2 separate regions of the Homo sapiens genome follow, and region 2 is linked to region 1. The links are chromatin contacts, found by Hi-C or POLR2A ChIA-PET in ENCODE. All regions are on one chromosome and are shown on one strand. The core of a region is the stretch at or near the end of the contact, and the rest is flanking DNA. Distances in the headings are between cores, read along the strand shown.

Region 1 (4,430 bases), core at 1,011-3,510:
TACCCTCACATCTGCCCAATGATTTCTTTTTAACTCCTGTATCAATGAGACAATGCTAAAAAGCAAAAAGTAAGCATAAAAAAACAGGATCAAATGTGCCCTTACAGTAGAATCCTATTTCTTTAAAATAAATGTAATGTCTGCTCATTTGAATGGAAAAGAGACTGAAAGGAAATATACCCAAATTGTTAATAGTGGTTATCTCTGGGTGAAGACATAGTAAGTGATTTTTATTTTTTCTTTACAGTCTCTGTATTTTTGAACATCTTTTACAATGGCCATGAAATATTTTATAATATGACAAAAAAATAATATTTTTAAATACTTTTGGTAAATGCTATATAAAAATATTCGGTTGGTGAATCCAAAGAGCCAAGTTTCCATTCTGACTGCTTCAAACCCCTTTTCCATCCTGTGCCTCAGTTTCCTCATCTGCAAAACCCAGGGTTTGCTCTTAATATCTAGGGTTTGGTGCTTCCATTATTCACTGTGACCAATTAGAGAATGCAAGTGAGAGGAAGAAATGTGGGAAAAAAATTGAAGGGAGAGGGGATGGGAAGGATTCCAACAGAGAAAAGAAAGGGAATGCTAAGAAAAGAGGTGTGAACTCAGAAGTTTTTGAGGTGAACGCTGATTGTAAGAGACTGCATGCTGTTCATCAGGGCTCTGTGTTTAAAACTCCTGGTACTTTGAACCTTCGATTAGTTACAGATCTTCATCTGCTTTAATTATTAAACCTTCAGACATCTTGTGGAATAGTTTTTTCATACTAGTCCACCAGGATAGAAATTAATCTCTAGGCTAAAGCAGAAGTGACTGTAAGAATGTGATGAAATCAAACTGAAATCTGGATCAAGTGCCCCAGGCCAGAAATGACTCACCTTTGAAATAAAGCAATTATTTGTGTTATCTGCCCAATTCACCTTTAGCCCTTGGTTTATGTGGAAAACAATTCAGTTAAAGATGGTACTGATTAACTCTACTTTACCAAACACTCAGAGGTCTCTTCTTTCCACACCCCTAGGCACTACATAGTGACTTGTGGACAAAACTTTCCTCTTGTCTAAACTGATGACTACCAAGGCCTCAATATTCCCAGAGGCACGATGTGGGAAACCGTAATTTTCACTCTACTGATAAAATTAGGATCTCCATATTCTGTCTCTCTTATGTCCCTTACAGCATTCAACTGTTTGAAACATAGAATACATTCAGTAAATATCTTAATTCTAGGATAATTATGATATTTCAAGCCTAGAGAACCTCATGGAAAATAAGAAGCCCATCAAAATTAGGGAGCACAGTATGGCAGATCTTTAGTTAGAAGCCATGAAATGACTGGACCATTGTAGTATCTGAAAAAAATTTTTCAATTTCTTATTTGTACAGACTGCTTTAGAGTTTACAATTATATATAACTTTGGAGTAGGCAGTAATGCATTAATTTCCCAAATTTACAGGGGCCATGCAAATTTCAATAATAGATTCAGGGAGGTTTAAGGCTGAATTCCCTGCTTGTAAGATTTTGCTTATTTCTGTGATAGGCACTGAGTGAAGTATTGAGAAAGCAGGTTCTGGGGCCAGATTAAAATTATGACTCTGGGTTAAAATTCTGATTCTGTCATGTACCAATTATTTAACTTCTATGTGCCTCAATTTTCTCATGTGTTAAATAGGGGGTGATGGTGGTACTACATAGGTTCATCATGAAAATAAAATAAACATAGATAAGGCACTAGCGAGACTAATAAAGAAGAAAAGAGAGAATATCCAAATAAACACAGTTAGAACTGGCAAAGGTGATGTTACCACTGACACCCCGGAAATAAAAATAACCATCAGACACCATTATATACACAAACACGTATACAAACTGGAAAACCTAGAATAGATAGATGAATTCCTGGACACATACGCCCTCCCAAGACTGAACCAGGAAGAAAATGATTCCCTGAACAGACCAATAATGAGCTCCAAAATTGAATCAGTACTAAATAACCTACCAACCAAAAAAAAGCCCAGGGCCAGATAGAATCCTAGCCAAATTCTACCATATGTACAAAGAAGAGCTGGTACCATTCCTGCTGAAACTATTCCAAAAAACTGAGGAGGAAGGACTCCTCCCTAACTCATTATATGAGACCATCATCATCCTGATTCAAAACCTGGCAGAGACACAAACAAAATAAAACTTCAGGCCAATATCCTTGATGAACACTGATGAAAGAATCCTCAACAAAATACTTTCAAACTGAATTCAGCAGCACATCAAAAAGCTAATTCGCCGTGATCAAGTAGGCATCATTCCTGGGAGGGAAGGTTGCTTCAACATATGCAAACCAATAAATGTGATTCATCACATAAACAGAACTAAAGACAAAAACCACATGATAATCTCAATAGATGCAGAAAAGCCCTTAATAAAATTTAACATCTCTTCATAGTGAAAACCCTCAATAAACTAGGTATTGAAGGAACATACTTTAAAATAATAAGCACCAGCTATGACAAACCCACAGCCAACGCCATGCTAAATGGGCAAAAGCTGGAAGCATTCCCCTTGAAAACCAGCACATGACAAGGATGCACTCTCTTATCACTCCTATTCAACATAGTATTGGGAGTCACGGCAAGGCAATCAGGCGAGAGAAAGAAATAAAGTGCATCCAAATAGGAAGAGACAAGTCAAACTATCCCTGTTTGCCAACAACATGACTCTATGTCTAGAAAGCTCCATAGTCTCGACCCAAAAGCTCCTTCAGCCAATAAACAACTTCAGCAAAGTTTCAAGATACAAAATCAACGTACAAAGGTCACTAGCATTCCTATACATCAACAACAGCCAAGCCGAGAGCCAAATCAGGAATGCAATCCCATTTACAATTGCCACAAATAGAATAAAATACCTAGCAATACAGCTAACCAGGGAGGTGAAAGATCTCTATAATGAGAACTATAAAACACTGCTCAAAGAAATCAGAGATGACACAAATAAATGGAAAAACATTCCATGCTCATGAATAGGAAAAATCAATATCCTTAAAATGGCCACACTGCCCAAAACAATTTACAGATTTAATGCTATTTCTATCAAACTACCAGTGACATACTTCACAGAACTAGAAGAAAAAAAACTATTCTGATATTCAAGTGGAACCAAAGCAGAGGCCAAATAGCCAAGGCAATCTTAAGCAAAAAGAACAAAGCTGGAGACATCATGTCACCCAAGTTCAAACTATAGTACAGGGATATAGTAACCAAAACAGCATGATACTAGTACAAAAACAGACACATAGACCAATGGAACAGAATAGACAGCCCAGAAATAAGGCCACACACCTACAGCCATCTATCTTCAACAAAGCTGACAAAATAAGCAATGGGGAAAGGACTCCCTGTTCCATAAGCAGTGCTGAGACAACAGGCTAGCCATATGCAGAAAATTGAAACTGGACCTTTTTCTTATACCATAAGCAAAAATTAACTCAAGATGAATAAAGATTTAAATGTAAAACCCAAAACTATAAAAACCCTGCAGGACAACCTAGGCAATGCCGTTCCAGATACAGAAATAGAAAAATATATCATGATGAATATGACAAAAGCAATCATGACAAAAGCAAAAAATGATAAATGGGATTTAATTAAATGAGAACTTCTGTGCAGTAAAAGAAACTATCAGTAGAGTAAATAGACAACCTATAGAACAGGAGAAAAATTTTGTAAACTAGGCATCTGACAAAGGTCTAATATCCAGCATCTATAAAGAACTTAAGCAAATTTACAAGCAGAAAATAACCCCATTAAAAAGTGGACAAAAAACATCAACAGACACTTTTCAAAAGAAGACATACATGTGGCCAGCAAGCATATGAAGAAAAGCTCAACATCACTGATATTAGAAAGGCAAATAAAAACCACAATGATATACCATCTGACACTAGTCAGAATGGCTATTATACAAAAGTCAAAAAATAACATACTGGCGAGGTTGCAGAAAAAAAGGAACACTTATACACTGTGGAAGGGAGTGTAAATTAATTCAACCATTGTGGAAAGCAGTGTGGCAATTCCTCAAAGAGCTGAAAACAGAACTACCATTCAACTCAGCAATCTCATTACTGGCTATATAACCCAAAGGAAGATAAGTCATTCTACCATGAAGATACATGCACGCGAAAGTTCATTGCAGCACTATTCACAATAGCAAAGACATGGAATCAACCTAAATGCCCATCAAAGACAGATTGGATAAAGAAAATGTGGTAATATACACTATGGAATACTATGCAGCTATAAGGAAAAGAATGATATCCTGTCCTTTGCAGGAACATGAATGGAGCTTGAGGCCGTTATCCTCAGCAAACCAGCACAGAAACAGAAAACCAAATATCGCATGTTCTCACTTGTAAGTGAGAGCTAAATGATGA
Region 2 (4,421 bases), core at 1,525-4,024, 290 kb before region 1:
CTGGAACTGAAAGAAATGGTAGCTAGGAATAATCACAATAAGCACTAGTAATAATAAGAGTCATGGATCACACCTCCTCTTCCCCCTACTAACCTTCTCATCATCTATAACAATTAATCATATATGATTTGATAATCCCTCTTAAATTATTATTTGGAAGTGATAATTAAAATTTTATTTACATTTTGTCACTGTTGTTGTTCGGCCATCTCTAGAGGTCTATTTAATTGAACTCGTTTTAACCCCAGCCAAGAAAGCAAAAAGTCCTTTAAAAATCCCTGCCTTTCTATGTGTCATTTTCAGCAAGGAAGGGGTTACTGAGGATTCTGAGCACTTGCTGAAGCACAAGGCATCTGACCTCGTCAGGAGCCCTCGGGTTTTGCCAGCACTCTGCTTTTTTTCTGCACGCAGCCTTCAGTGGAAAAATACTGCCCAGACTCTGTGAATTATTAATCTCATCATGACATCAAATACCTACTAGATAAAAAGAACAAGTGGCCCTACAATAAGGATCTTAGGGAAAACCAGAAGCTGAAGATAGTTGGCCACAATCAGAATTTTTCTGCTACCCTCTGGGGTGGGAGACAATCTCATTCATTCTCAGCACTCCATACACAGAACTCTCAAGAGGCATCAGTTTAAAATGCTTCTGTTTGGAGGGGCTCAGGGAGCTGATAGAGAAGAAAAGCCTTTAAATTACTCTCAGCTTTCAGCTGATGATGCCACACTAACTTTAAATGAGTTTGTGTTTTGAGTTCATGAGAACTGGAGTACAAGAAGGAGTTCAAGGTCTTTCAGTTTTCTGTTTTCCCTTCATGGACCAGGCAAGGAATCTGGCTAGATCAAAATCTACTGGAGGGTAGGAAATTATTGACACATGGAAAATTCCAGGAGTAAAAGATCCATAGGAAATACATCTGTCATATTTCACATTACTTGGCAAGGCTTTGAACCAAATTTTTAGTAAGGCTAACCTCTGAGAGAATAGATTTAAGTCAGAGAGAGAAAATGACAGATAGGAAGATCATTGCTCAAGAGATTCGAGCTCTGGAGCTTTGAGCTTTCATTCAGAAAGCACTTACTGAACACAGTTGTGCTGCAGTATACACACATACCAACCAGTGAAAAACCATCTACCATTTCTGCAATACCCAGTATCTGTCAGGCACTCTGCCAGGTGGTTTATTCATCATATCTAATTTACCCTCACTACAACCAAAGGATATATAGTTTTATGCCCCTTTTGCTTTTTTTTTTTTTTTTGATGTTGATGGACACTGATAAAGTATGCATTTATTAAGGCCACAAGAGTTGAAATTCAAACCCAGATTTGTCTGGATTTCAATCCCCTAAGAAACATGTAATTGGCAGCAGAGCACAATGAGCAAACAGCTAATGCCAATGCAACACACATGTGGAAAGACAAAATCTGTAATAGCCGGAGAGTATCTGTAGCCAAAACATGCAGAAAAGTAACAGGGTGAAAACTGGCTTGTCCAGGACAGAAGGGTTTCTCAGGGTGCAAAAATGTTAATGCTAATACCAGGGCATTCCAGGACAAACTGGGACAGTTAGTCACCCCACAGGTAAATGAGGGGCAGCTCCTGAAAGAGAATTTGTGTGAAGGTGAGAAATTTGACCTTCATCCTAGGAAAAAAAAGATGACTGATCTGGACAGATGATTGTTCTAGAAAGGAGAAGATATTAGGGAGAGAACACTGGATGCTGAGCGAATCATGGATTAGTGAGAAGAGTGGCTAGGAGGCTTGGAATAGAGGAGAAAGACGAAAAAGTAGACTAATGAAGCCAAATAAATTATACATTTCCCAAGTGAAATCTAATCAAGACAGAAGTTTGTATTTTACACTGACTAAATAGACTAAAATATTTTAGCATATAATGTAGTATTTACCTCGTATAAGCTGAATCGTGTCAACAATAAAAATATGTTGAGGTCCTAGTCCCCAGTACCTCAGATGCGACCATTTTTGGAAATTGGGCTGTTGCAGATGTAATTAGTTAAGATGAGCTCATGCCTAGTGCCCTTATAAGATGGCATGTGAAGACAGAGACACATGGGGAGATCTCCGTGTCACAACAAGAGCAGAGACTGGAGTTAAGCAGCTGCAAACCCAGGAATGCCAACGATTGCCAGCAAACCACCGGAAGCTAGAAAGAGGCAAGGAAAAACTCTCCTACAAGTTTCAGAGGGAGCGTGGCCCTGCCAATGCCTTGATTTAGGACCTCTGGCCTTGAGTACTGTGAGACATTTCATTTTTGTTGTCTTAAGATGCCCACTTTATGGTACTTTGTTACAGCTGCCCTAGGAAACTAACGCACTAGCCAAACTCTATCCAAACATGGTTTTATCACAAAAAGACAGGATGGAGCTAGCAATAATAGGAACACTGCTGAGAAACCTCTAGGAAGTAGGCATCAAGCCGAGTGCTTTCTTAGGAGTTTATGGGTGGGCTGTCTCAATGGTCCTCTAATAACCCAGGTCATCAGTAAGAAACAGAGACTCAGAAAGAGGCTGCAGCTCGCCCACTGCTACCCAGCTAGGAAGTGGCGACCCAGGGCTTAGACTCATGTCTCTCTGACTTCAGAAACAGATTATTCATTTCTCCACCCTTGGATTTCCTAAAAGGAGAGGCAAGGCAGCCAAGGCAGAAGGCCAGATAAAACTGAAAAGCCTGGCAGAGCTCTGAGCAATTCACAAACATGAGAAAACACAACCTTGAGGGCTCTGGGGTTGGGGTGGTGAGAGGACAGCTGGAAGAAAGGCTTCTTACCCCACAGCTCTGAGTCACGCAAATGTGATCCGCATCCATATCAGCAGGACTTGCTTCTCATCTTCCCTTTGGGCTCTACAGCTCAGGGGGAGGCAAATATCAAGCAATGCTCAGGGAGAATTGAGAGTAAGGAAATCTTTTCAGAAGCCTCTAGGGCCTTTACTTTCCTAAAGTTAATTACTTTCTGGATGAACATCTGATTAGAAATATCATTTGCAAGCCCCACCTGCCGCGGATGTCTCCTGTTTTCAAAGTGGATATTCAAAGAATGTTAAAATCCTAATATATATCTTCATCTCCCATGGAAAACAGAACAGTGATTATTTTGAGCCTCGGGAAGTTGGGATCCAGTCAAGGAATTCATCATTACCCTTATGCAATCTAGGAGATGGGGAACAGATCGGGTGAGAAATCTCAAAGGAAAACATGCCGCCTGCAAAATTAGCCTGAGTCATTGCTCCAAGTGAGAGGCTGTGTTGAAATCAGGAATAATTCTTTAAATTTCAACCCATGACCCTGACAATGAGATTGTTGTCTTTGGAAATGAACCAGTATGTCTTTGTCTGTGTGTGGCAGATGCACTTGCTGAAATATTCATATACAGTGGAAAGGCATAGGGTCGGCAGCCAGAAAACGAGGTTTTGGTCTCTCCTGTGTGACTTACGTAAGTCACATTCCTTTCTCAGTCTCAGTTTCCTCATCAATGAAATAAACTTTTTTATTCTGATGTGATTACCTCTTCCTGGCTACTCCTTCTCTGTTCCTCCCTCCCTCATCCCATTTCTCTTCCTTCTAAACTTCCCACTTCCTATTGCCATGATAATGAAAGAGTATAAGTCGAGTTGATGCATGGGCTTGGAAAAGACACTGGAAGGGGCTTTGCAATGCTACGCAGAGCTCTAGGTGAGTAAATGAAGGAAAAGACAAGGAGGTTAAAATTGTGTTATTGCAAAATGTATTCATTCATTTATCCAGTCATTCATTTCACTAGAAACCCATTATGTATCTCAGTCAAGCACTAGACCTTAAGGCTAAGAGAGTAAGAGTAAAATATCATTCCTGGCCACTAGGAACACACAGTCCTAGTAATAAGAGAGAGAAATGAGTCGCTAAAAATAATTGGATGTTATATACAAGAAAACACTCAAGGTACAATTGAAGCAGGTATTAGAGGAACTTATCCAGTCATTTTATGTGGTAGAAAGCTTCCCAGAGGAAGTAAATCTGGGGAAGAGAGTAGGACAGAGAATACTCTAGAAAGAAGGAACCCAGGACATAGGCAGAAGTTCAGGTAGTTAAGTACATCTGCAATTCAAAGCTCTAAGACATGTGGCAGAAGCAGCAAACAGCGTCAAATGACAGAGAGACTCATGCGGGTTGTTTTTGTGTGTGTGTGTTTGTTTTCAGTTTTTTGAGACAGGTCTCACTGTGTCACTCAGGCTGGAGTGCAGTGGCACAAACATCGCTCACTGCAGCCTCAACCTCCTGGGCTCAAGGGATTCCCCCAGCCTCAGCCTCCAAAGTAGCTGGGACCACAGGCACATGACACCACACCTGACTAAATTTTTTCTTTTTTTAAGAGATGGGGTCTCACTATGCTGCCCAGGATGCTCTAAAACTTCTGGGCTT

Evidence for each region. Hi-C counts contacts between places; a loop is a spot of excess contacts on that map. ChIA-PET counts read pairs that join two places held with the same protein, here RNA polymerase II (POLR2A). Pooled maps may share reads with other maps.
Region 2: a loop to region 1 is called in a map of MCF 10A, with 8 times the contacts of the local background. The contact joins two enhancer-like sites. A Hi-C loop is called at or near these places in 3 of 168 maps with a recorded cell type or tissue (Calu3, MCF 10A and mammary epithelial cell) and 2 of 50 pooled maps. POLR2A ChIA-PET finds 5 or more read pairs at or near these places in 1 of 52 experiments (MCF 10A).

What each region holds. Positions count from the first base shown.
Region 1 is chr4:13,698,586-13,703,015 of GRCh38, reverse strand. The region is part of intron 2 of LINC01182 (long intergenic non-protein coding RNA 1182); the gene reads right to left. Among named protein-coding and RNA genes, the nearest start is that of LINC01182, 46 kb to the right of the region's middle. Within about 2 kb of position 2,260, at least 3 of the 41 ENCODE cell types and tissues checked have a DNase peak (open chromatin) inside an H3K27ac peak, as active enhancers do; they include mammary epithelial cell, where a contact is called at or near this core.
Region 2 is chr4:13,987,429-13,991,849 of GRCh38, reverse strand. No RefSeq gene overlaps it. Among named protein-coding and RNA genes, the nearest start is that of LINC01085, 120 kb to the left of the region's middle. Within about 2 kb of position 2,774, at least 7 of the 41 ENCODE cell types and tissues checked have a DNase peak (open chromatin) inside an H3K27ac peak, as active enhancers do; they include mammary epithelial cell, where a contact is called at or near this core.